Linked DNA regions of Mus musculus: region 1 is linked to region 2. A link is a contact called in ENCODE Hi-C or POLR2A ChIA-PET data. All regions are on one chromosome and are shown on one strand. The core of a region is the stretch at or near the end of the contact, and the rest is flanking DNA. Distances in the headings are between cores, read along the strand shown. Region 1 holds the start of Edem2 (ER degradation enhancer, mannosidase alpha-like 2). Region 2 holds the start of Trpc4ap (transient receptor potential cation channel, subfamily C, member 4 associated protein).

Region 1 (5,668 bases), core at 2,435-4,934, 37 kb before region 2:
GCTACACAGAGAAACCTTGTCTCAAAACAAAACAAAAAACCAACAAAAACAAGACCGATATATCCAAGTTATTGTGCTGGGACTGACTTTTCACCTCCATTTTCCCATTTGATCTGGACACACCATCCTTTCTGGCCTTGTCAATTTCTGCATTAAAATATAGAAATTGAGGATTAGGGCACTTTGGTGACTGACTCACTCTGAGACTCATTATGTGTAAATATTATAGTTGGCCATTTTACTGGACCACACCCTCCTGAGCTAGATCATAACATCACAAAGAGAGTAAGGGGATGAAGCCAGGAGAGAAGAATTCTAATCCTTCTTTGGGGTGTAAAACATATATATATATATATTTGTCTCATCAGAGAAGTGTGAAATCAGCCACAAAAGAATTGTGAAATCTTGACTTGCTTCATTCTGTGAGTGCTGAAAAGCTATGTTTTTTTTTTTTTTAAAGATTTATTTTATTAATATATGTAAGTACACTGTAGCTGTCTTCAGACACTCCAGAAGAGGGAGTCAGATCTTGTTGCGGATGGTTGTGAGCCACCATGTGGTTGCTGGGATTTGAACTTTGGACCTTCGGAAGAGCAGTCGGGTGCTCTTACCCACTGAGCCATCTCACCAGCCCGAAAAGCTATGTTTTTATCAGAGTAAGAAAAGACATTAAGAACCTGAACTATTTCTGCTCTGTTCATAGGAACACACATTACCAAATCCAGCAGCCTTGTCCCGCTCTACCTGCAAGTATTTCACCCACACCAAAGTTCTGAATAGGAGACAAAAGCTAAGCTATAGGGCTTATGACATGGAAAAGGATGCTTAGGCTAAGTTAGCTTTCATCATAAAGAAAAGCTTATGCCTGAAAAATACTTAGTGCCTATACTAAGCTGAAAAGGAGCCCTCTAACGTCTCCATCATCGGCCCTAGAACCTGTGTTATCTTATTTGGAAAGAGACCTTGAAGGTCTCATCAAGGATCTTGAGATGGGAGATTATCCAAGATTTTCAAGATGGGTTCTAAATAAATATAATAAAAAGGTTTTATGAGAGAGAAGCAGAGGGAGATATAATAAAAGAGGACAGAGACAGAAAGAGGGACATGCAGACGGAACCACAGACTGGAATGACACAGTTCTAAGCTGAGGGATTCAAACTGTCAGGAGAGTCTGGACAGGGAAGAAGCAGTGTGCTGGATTGTTTTAGGCGACTTGACACAAGCTGTAGTCATCAGACAGGAGGGATCCTCAGCTGAAAAAAATGCTCTGTAGGCAAGGCTGTAGGACATTTTCTTAATTAGTGATTGATGGGGAAAGTCCCAGCTCATTGTAGATGGTGTCGTCCCTGGGCTGGTGGTCCTGGCTCCTACCAGAAAGCAGGTTGAGCAAGCCATGAGAAGCAAGCCGGTAAGCAGCACTCCTCCGTGGCCTCTGCATCAGCTGCTGCCTCTAGGCTCCTGTCTTGACTTCCCTCAGTGAACTGTGATTAGGAGATATAAGCCAAATAAGACTTTTCCTGCCCAAGTTGCTTTTAATCGTGGTATCTGGTCACAGCCGTAGAAACCCTGATTAAGACAAGCAGGCTCTCCTCTTAAGCATTAGGAAGGAGGGGAGGGAAACTTTTTCAAAATGTTGGTTTAGGATCAGTGAAACTAGCTTCTGAATTCCAGAAATGGGAGAATAAATTTCTCTTGCTTTAAGCTTCCATGTTGGTGATAATTTGTTCTAGTAGCTTGGGAAACCTATACAGTCTCCCTGTGTTATTATCCAGGTCTTAGTTTCTTTTGGTTTCCCTTCTATCTGGCCCCTCTAAGAAGTATTTAAAAAATATTCTCCTAGTGACTCAGTATTTGCTATGCCATTATTATAGGCATTTTATATGGTTCACTGAATCCTCTAACCCTATTAAGCAGGTATTAATATTCTTCATAATTTATAAATGAGAAAAAAAGGTGAGGCCACACTCCTAATAATACTGCCCCAATTTAACACTGACACATTGACCCTTGACCCATCTATACTAAAACCTTTTTATTGAATTTAGGACCCACTTTGGGTTAGATATGGAGTTTAATTTGTTTATCAACTGATGGCACTTTGGGACACTTAATGAGGGATATTTTCAAGAATGCTGGATTGGGATTGGAGAGATGGATCAATGGTTAAGAGTACTAACTACTCTTCTAGAGCACCTGGGTTGAGTCTTAGCACCACATGGAAGCTCACAATACCTATAATTCTAGACCCAGAGGACTCTACACCCTTTTCTGGCCTCAGAGGTGACCTGGCATGCACAAAATTATGTACAAAATCCTCATGTACATAAATAAATAATATTATTGTGTGCTCCAAACTTGCTTATAACTCTTCACCTATGCTTATGTAAGCAGCCCTAATTAAACCTAATCTACCCCAATCACAACCACAAAAAATGACAGTAGGAGGGGTTTGGGAGGAAAAAGGAGGAGAGAAGAATGGTGAAGGTAATGGGGGAGGGGCGGTGACCAGAACATATTCATACATATATGAAATTGTCAAAGAACAAGAATTAACAAACAAACAAACAAACAAACAAACAACTGGGCCAAAGAAGGCAGAGTCTGCCTGCACTTTGCTCAATAAATGGAGCAGCCATTTCCCTCTGAATTTTTCAGCAAAGAAGAGTTGGGCAATGCTAGAATTAAAGAAAAGTTCAAATTAAAAGGATCTCAAATATCAGTTTAGACAAACCCTTTCATAAATGTGGGTGCTGTGCCTGGAGGATGAGAGGGACTCCTTTAAGGTTATATAGGTTATGTGTGAATGGTAGAGTCGTAATGAACCCCAATCGAACTTCAAATCTAGGGTTGTCTACAGCTCATTCCACTGACCAAAGAGAAGGGGGTTGCTGTAGATAGCGCACTAACAGAGTCTAGGACCTAGCAAGAGAGTGGGGAAACTGGCCCAGATGTTCTTTTTATTTTGTTTTATTTTGTTTTTTCGAGACAGGGTTTCTCTGTGTAGTCCTGGCTGTCCTGGAACTGACTTTGTAGACCAGGCTGACCTCGAACTCAGAAATGTGCCTGCCTCTGCCTCCCAAGTGCTGGGATTAAAGGCGTGCACCACCACCGCCCGGCCGGCCCAGATGTTCTTAAAGGAAGAATGCTGGGTCTTCATTCTCACCAGGGATGGCAGCCACTGAGATGGTCCAGGTAAAGTCCTGGGTTGATTTAGAGACTGAAGGGACCGTGATTTCATGGCACCCTAAAGTGAAAGACCGTCATAAATGTATGAATTCCTAGAACAAAAGGGATTTCTGGAAACCTTAAGGCTTTGGGAAAATAATTCTAGAGTTTACTTACACAATGGTTTGTCAAACCCTGTGTCTATTATAGTCAAAGCCGAACATTTTTCATCCATATTTACATAGGCATCTGCTCAAATCTTGAGTACCTGCTAGCCCCTCCTTTAAAAGGTATTTGGAAAAAAAACAAAAATTAACTAGATGGCGCCTGTAAAGTGCTCCTAACACTTTAATTCACCGAAGGTGCTCAACAAACAGAAACTGGGATTGTGAAAACATTATTAACAGCAGCCACAGCAACCACTGTCTTTAAGACACGTTGAACTCCTCTCTGTAGACCAGAAATCCCGAGATGCTCTTTTGCCAGGGCTCCACCGCCCATTGCATCCTGGGCTTTGTAGTCAGGAAGTGAGAGGCTTCTTGCCCAACGCGCAGGCGTCGTGGTGCGTATCCCCGGAAGAACCAGCCGCGGCTCGGAGGATGAGCTGGTGGCGGTGGCTGCAGCTGCTGCGGCGGCACTGACAGGACACGAGCTCTATGCCTTTCCGGCTACTCATCCCGCTCGGCCTCGTGTGCGTGCTGCTACCCCTGCACCATGGTGCGCCAGGCCCCGACGGCACCGCGCCCGACCCCGCCCACTACAGGTGAAGGGGGCCAGGCTCCCGCTCTCTACGGCTGGGGAGTGGCAAGCGCCCACCGGGTCCCTTCCCTTCCCTCCACCCCAGGACCCCCACCCTGACGTGCTCTGGTCCCGCTGCTGGGCCCTCGGCAGAAATCATTTTGTGGTTCCCATTCTCCGTCCTGTGTCTGGTCCTTTCTCCCGCCTGGTTTTGTGTTCTGGCCCCCTACCTTATTTCTCATCCCTCGAACCAGGGAGCGAGTCAAGGCCATGTTCTACCACGCCTACGACAGTTACCTGGAAAATGCCTTTCCCTACGATGAGCTGAGACCTCTCACCTGTGATGGGCACGACACCTGGGGCAGGTAGAGCCAGCTTGAGGGCCAAGGGGGTTGGCCGGGATCATAGGAGGGCTGGTGGCTTCATGGTCTCACTGATTGTGGAAAGTTTCCGACCTGGGCTGATTCAACCCCGTCCCCTCAGTCCAAACCAGCGCTGTCAGAACTACACAGCTTTTCACAGTACAAAAAAGTCTTGGCTTAACTTGGCAGGCTAGCCCTCTGGACTCACCTCAGCCGAACAGGCAACCACGTATGAGGACTTGGGGACATTTCTGGAGTCACAAAATATTTTGAAAAAACTCCCGGGAGTCAGGAAACTCAACTCCTTCATTTTATAGGTGGGCGCACAGGCCCAGGAGGAACGTTATTCTCCCCACAGTTAAGACCCTTTGTAGTTGGTGTACTCTTTATGACTGAAAAATATTTCCCGTCTAGCTTCATACCAACTCCTCTCACCGCCATACATACAAGTCACCTGATTCATTTTCGTTTAGTAATTCTGTGTTACCATATCATCTTTTCATTTTCACTGGAATAAAGAACCCAGTCGAGCAAAGAATCATTGCATTAGCCAAAACTGACACTAGGGCTGTAATCCTGAGTTGGTTTTTGTTTTGTTTTGTTTTGCTTCGTTTTTATAGAATGATTTATTGATTTAGTGCGCACTGGCTGTTTGCCTGTATCTATAACCATGTGAGGGTGTCAGGTTCCCTGGAACTTGAACTACAGACAGTGTGAGGTGCCCTGTGGGTATGAGATGATCAACCAGTGCTCTCAACCACTGAGCCATCTCTCCAGTTGCTGAGGTCTTTTATTTCTTGCTTGCTTGCTTGTTTGAGATAGGTCTCACATAGCTCAGGCTGGCCTCAGACTTACCACATCGCCAACAATGACCATGAACTTGGGGTGCTCCTGCCTCTCCTTCCCAGGTGCTGGATTGCAGGTGCTCCCTCTCACCCCTGCCTCATTATCCTCGTACTACAAATATTTATACGTGATAGCATGCTCTCTGATGCCAGGGGCTAGGCAAGTAAGCTAGGAACGTGTGCCAATTTTTATTTCTTAGTTGGAACAGAAAGCAAGTGCAAACACATGGCTCACTGAGCAGGATAGAGTCATGCTTGCTGAGTATCTCATTCCTTAGGTCTACAACCTGTGTATGTCCTGTAGATCATTGTAGAATGTTCTCAGTTTATACAATTACACAGGTGTGCATATACGTGTTATGTGTTTATTGAGACAGGATCTTGCTATATGGCCCAGACTAGTTTTAAACTCTCAGGCCTTCTGAATCCCTATCATCCCCCCACCCCCCGTGCTGGGACTGCAGGCATATCTCACACCTGGCTACTGTGTATCTTTGTAAAAAAAAAATCACCTTATTAAAGGTATAATTGCCATGTAATAAAGTACCCCCTTTAAAA
Region 2 (5,613 bases), core at 7-2,506:
GGAGAGGGAGAGGGAGAGGGAGAGGGAGAGGGAGAGGGAGAGAGAGATTGATTAGAGGGCAGTTTGGAGGAATTATTTTCTCCTTTCACCAACATGGGTTCATTGGACCCAACAACTTAGGTCGTCAGTTTTGGCAGCCAGTGCTTCTACCCACTGACTCATCTCTCCTTATCCTATTTTCTTTGTCTTAAACCAGGTCACCAGGCAGTGATCTGCTGGAGCGAGTGGGAGCCACACCTTGCAAGTAGCATGCAGATGTCAGTCACAGTCTAGTTTGCCTTGGCAGCGATCTCAAATGCCTGCTGTTGTTCCACTGCAAGTTACTTATTACATCATTTCACTTTTTAAGGACTTTTGGTTTGGGCAACAAATTATAGCCACCTTAGTTACAAGTAGCAAACTTCATGGCATCCTAATTTGGCACACTCAACTTATTTTTGTTACAAGATAGCCTCCTAGAAGAGAAAGTGGGGAGAGTCAGCACCACCCTGCTTCCGAGGTTTGTCGGAGCCAGTGAATTCAGTTCTACTTGCGGGGAAAATGAGGGCAATATTCTATTTGATAGGGGATACAGTTTGCCAAATAAATAACTACATTTGTTTGTGTGGATTAGCTGTGGTCCCCTGAAACCCTCGTCCCCTAACAGGGCCCTCTGCTGTTCTGCTTATCACCTCGCCCTCCACCTCACCTATATATTCAGTATGAGGAGTACAGCTGGTGCCTTTAGGAACTATTTTTTGACATCTATCTGTAAATGAAATATTTTTCGCCATTTTCTTCGAATAAGCAATAGCATTGATGGTCCTTTACGTCTCATTTACATAAAGCACATATTTGTTAATTGTAATAAAAATATTAGTTGACTAGTCTGGCTCCCAGGACCTAAATATTGAATGGACTGAGGGCTAGGGGTAATGTGTAGTGACTTGGCTAAAGTCAATTGTAAAAGGAAGGGGACACGTGTCAAGTGTCAACTCTGGCCTAGGGCCTAGAATTTTTCCCTGGACACTGGGCTTGCATCATTTCCAGCTAGCGAAAATTTTGAGAGCTTGTGCACATAGTGACTGGTTTTCCACTTGGAGCAACCTCGAAGAAATGCTGGAGGTATCCCACTCAGCAAACTGGAGGGCCAGGAAGAGCCACATCTCAGCTACCTGCTCCCCCTCGGTAAAGACTACAGTTCCCATAAGGCGTCGGGGCACGCACAGTCCCTGCCACGCGGCTTGCACCTCCGCGTCAGTCCACTAGGGGCGATGTAGAGAGTCCTCCGCCGCCCCGTAGAAATCGACACGGCTCCGGGACCGCTTGCTTCCTGTTTGTCGGACGAGGAGACATGGCGGCAGCGCCCGCAGCGGCTGGAGCTGGGGCCAGCCGGGGGAGGCGGTTGGCAGCTACCGCGGCGGCGTGGGGCGGCTGGGGAGGTCGACCGCGGCCGGGTAACATCCTGCTGCAGCTGCGGCAGGGCCAGCTCACCGGCCGAGGCCTGGTCCGGGCGGTGCAGGTACGAGGCCGGCCCGGAGGGGCGGGGCGGGGCGGGCCAGGCTGGAGCTGGCCAGGGGCCGGGGAAGAGGCCTTTCCAGGCCGCTGCGGACCGTCCAGATCCCCCTTGGCTGGCCGCGGCGCTGTCCTGTGTGCGGTCCGGACGCTGTCAGCCGCGTTGGGACGGAGGGCAGTGGCCAGCTTGGAGGCCTGCGGGTCTGGGCCGAGTGGAGTCGAGCTGCCTGGGGTATTGATGGCGCGTCTAAGCCCTGGGCCGAGTTTCTAGATCCTCATTTCCCTGCGCCACGTCTGCGTGTCTGGAGGACCTTGGCGAGTTGGCTTCATCTTCTACTGGTCTCGTGTTTGCCCCTTGTGAGCAGGACGGGGTCCTCTTCACTGCAGCGCCCCCCCGCCCCCAAACGGTTCCCAAGCTTATGATAAATGTCATCTTCCCAGAGGCCTCAACGTTCCTCCTCCTTTTCTAAAGTAGGCCCCCCGGTTGTTATTCTATCAGATCACCCAATTCGTTTTCTGATGCTCTATTTTCTTTGCCTGTAATTGCATATTTCTTTGTTGTCTGCCCTTTCACGCCTGTATCTCACATTAGGCTGAGCTCCAACGGGTGCAGAAGACTCTTTTACTAGCGTAGGGATACATGCTTTGGGGGAAGAACTTTAGTTCAAAGCCCTATTCTCTTTCTCCCTCGGGCAAGTTACCTTTCAGGGCCGTTGTTTACTCATTTAATTCACCCTTTAAGGCTATTGTCAAATTCAGAGGAGATAGATGTGTCAAGTGTTAGTGTATTTCAGGTGCATATAAGGGCTGAAGGGTAATCAGTTATTGTTCTGTTTAGTGTCTAGCTTATTAAGTGTAATGATTGATGTCCTATACATGTGGTGGTGTAGGGTGTGTGTCTGTGTGTTGCGGGGGAGGGGGGTGTATAGGGCACAACCTTAGAATAAATAGATGAGGATAGGTGACTCCTCTCACTTTTTCTTCTTTCTCCCAGGTGATCCCAGAACTTACTTTGAAAACATTAGCTTAATTTCAAGATAGCTTTGTATATAGTTTTGAGGACTACATAAGGAACCAAACAGTGTTGATGGGAGAGGGACGGGCAGGAATTAGGTGAGTGGATGAGAGAATGGGTGTGAGATTTTTCTATACACCGCTACATATTTAAAGTTAATTTTGATCCATTTGAATATTACTGAAAGAACTGAACAGATCAAGGTGAAATGGTCGCAGGTGAAGGGGCGGCTGAATTTCCCTATAGAAACTGTAGATGAGCAGTCTTTTCTTCATTGCATTCCTCTGCATTTGCCTTAAGAAGAGGTGAGAAATACTTGCTCTGTCCTTGAAGCCAGAATACCTCACTGAGCGAGTGTGTCAGGACAGGCAGAGAGAGGAATGGCTAACCTTTAATGATCACATAGTTTTGGATCAGTCAATGTGCATGCAGGCTGTTGACTTTTTTTGAAAGTGAGTTTACTTTTGAGACAGGCTCTCCCTGTGTAGATTTGACTGGCCTTGAAACTCATATAGATGAGGCTGGCCTTGAACTTGTGGACGTCCTCCTACCACTGCCCTCTTAGTGCTGGGACTACAGGTGCCTTCTACCAAACCCAGAAATCTTCAATAGCTTGAGCCATATGTTGAATTCATCTCTCTCTCTCTCTTTCTCTCTTGCTCTCTTTTGGTTTTTTGAGGCAGGATTTTTCTCTGTAGACCAGGCTGGTCTCGAACTCATAAATCCACGTGCCTCTGCTTCCCAAGTGCTGGGATCAAAGGTGTGCGCTACCACTGCGCGGCCTTGAGTTCCAACTTTTAACACAGATAAGGAAACGGAGGTTTAGAAAGGTTGGGCGGTATGATTCCTAACATCCCTCCAGGTGATCACGAAGAACAGTGAACCCGAGACGTTCTTTAACACGCTGAAGGAGGCAATTTAGGAGAAGAATTTGCTTTCAAAGCTGAAATGTAGGAATGCTAGGGAACTAGATTAAAAGGTTACTAAAATATTCTTGGAGCCTGTTTTGGCTGCTCATTGTGGTTACCATTATTATTACTCTGTCAATCCCCAAAGTTTGTTTTGATTGCTTACCTTCTTAGCCTATTATTATAAATAATAATGATAATAATAATAAATAATAATTGCATATTTCTTTGGTAGTTTTATAAAGGTGTGGGAGCTATTTCAGATGTTGGATTAGAGCGCCCGTCTCCCAAATAGTAGTGATAATGATGCAGGGACCTTCACATCTTATAGTTAGTTCCCTTTCTTAGTAGAGTTCTTCAGGGTTTTTCCTTGCTCTGCACTCCCTCTCCCGATATGCAGAATAAATTACTTGCTCACCCATATCTCCATAGTACAGTACGCATACTGGTTATGGCATATGGCAGAGTAGGAAAGTGCCAAGTTTTAAAAAAACTTTAGAGGGGGCGGTGGAGGGGAGAAAATCAGATTTATTAAGTGCACTGCAAGGGGCAGCAGGCTGGGCTGTAACAAGAGCTCCACCTACCTAAAATACCCTTTAAATAAAAAATATGCATAACAGTAATCATTGCTTCTGCTTGAAATGACAGATCAGTAGTGTTTACTAGTCTCACATGGATGCACACCAGAGCTCTAGAACTTTCCCAGCTTATAAACCTGAATGAAACTCGATCCACCGAGTAACTCCTCAGGCCCCTCCCCAGCTACCCACCCTTCTGCTCTGTCTTGCTGTGAGCTTGACCAAAAGCCCTGAAGGTTTATCTGAGTCATACCATATGGTAGAATTTCCTTGGGAAAGACTGGATTTTGAGGTAAGATGGACCTGAGTTGAATCCTAGTTCCAGCCTGTGTTAGCCAGTGCCCCTAGGCTAAATCAGTCTCTTCAGATCCCAGTTTTATTATTTCTAAAGTGGTAGTAATGACATCTGTCCCGTAAGGTTGTTAGGCGTGTCAGGTGAAACAGTAGGTCTAGAAAGGTTAGCCAGTGTACCAAATACTGGCTATTTGATAAATAGTTGCTCTTAGCTAATTAGTAATTAGACTGGACTTTTTGAGAGAGTGCCTTAATTTTCTTTGTATCTTCAGAGCGTCAGACCATGCCAAGCACTTGATAGGAAGGATTTAGGAAACTATTTGAGTTGGAATATTGTGTCCTCAGTCTGTGTCTGTCGTAGTCACTCTCCAGTAGTCCCAGCTTTAAAGTGTTCTAGAGTCAGGTCACCTGTGATTTGAAACCTGGCTCTGGTACATTCTTGCTTTATTGTCTTTGGAAAAGTTATTTACTATCTGTTTCTTTATCTGTAAAATAGAGATCATCACAGGACCTAACCTCTTAAGATTATGATGAAGAAAAATGAGTTTTTATAAGAAAACCTTGAAAATAGTAGCCGAAGTATAATGAGTGTGCAGAAAGGTCGCCTTTTATTATTTTAACAAATACTCTATGTTCTGATGGCTCTTAAGTCTTTATTTCCATTTCTGAGTCTTTCTTTTGCTCTACGTGGGTAGGTATTTCTAATCACCTGTTCTGAATTTCCATGTAAATGACTAATGGGCAACTCCAGTTTAATATGTAGAGCCTGGTGTGGTGGCGCACACCTTTAATTCCAGCACTCCCGAGGAAGAGGCAGGCTAATTTCTGAGTTCAAGGCCAGCCTGGTCTACAGAGTGAGTTCCAGGACAGCCAGGGCTACACAGAGAAACCCTGTCTCAAAAAACCAAAAAAGAAAAAAAAAATTAATGTGTAGAAAATCAGAATCTTGGGTTCCTCTTCCACCAGACCCTATGTTCCCTCTGTCTTTCCCTTTTCTATAAGTAGGAAAAGACCGTAAGTCACAGGATTTAGAGTGGGCTAGTCCTACTTTGGTTTTTATTTGCCTTGTCTTCCTATCCTTTCTCTGACCTCTGTGAAGGTAATAAATATGCCAAGATACTCTAACTTTTTTTTTTTTTGAGACAGGGTTTCTCTGTGTAGCTCTGGCTGTCCTGGAACTTACTCTGTAGACCAGGCTGGCCTTGAACTCAGAAATCCACCTGCCTCTGCCTCCCGAGTGCTGGGACTAAAGGCGTGCGCCACCACGCCCGGCGATACTCTGTAACTTATTGATGCCTTCATATTCATTTGTACATTTGATCCT

Evidence for each region. A loop is a pair of places that touch in the nucleus more often than their neighbours do. ChIA-PET counts read pairs that join two places held with the same protein, here RNA polymerase II (POLR2A).
Region 1: a map of left cerebral cortex shows a loop between it and region 2 (5-fold over the local background). The contact joins the promoter of Edem2 here to the promoter of Trpc4ap in region 2. A Hi-C loop is called at or near these places in 4 of 37 maps with a recorded cell type or tissue (heart and left cerebral cortex). POLR2A ChIA-PET finds 5 or more read pairs at or near these places in 4 of 5 experiments (Patski and embryonic stem cell).

The regions. Positions count from the first base shown.
Region 1 is chr2:155,727,491-155,733,158 of GRCm38, reverse strand. Edem2 (ER degradation enhancer, mannosidase alpha-like 2) reads left to right here and starts at 3,684. Exons shown (of 11, transcript NM_145537.2): 1 at 3,684-3,928; 2 at 4,158-4,268. The coding sequence starts at 3,822.
Region 2 is chr2:155,688,027-155,693,639 of GRCm38, reverse strand. Trpc4ap (transient receptor potential cation channel, subfamily C, member 4 associated protein) reads left to right here and starts at 1,256. Exons shown (of 19, transcript NM_001163452.1): 1 at 1,256-1,501. The coding sequence starts at 1,334.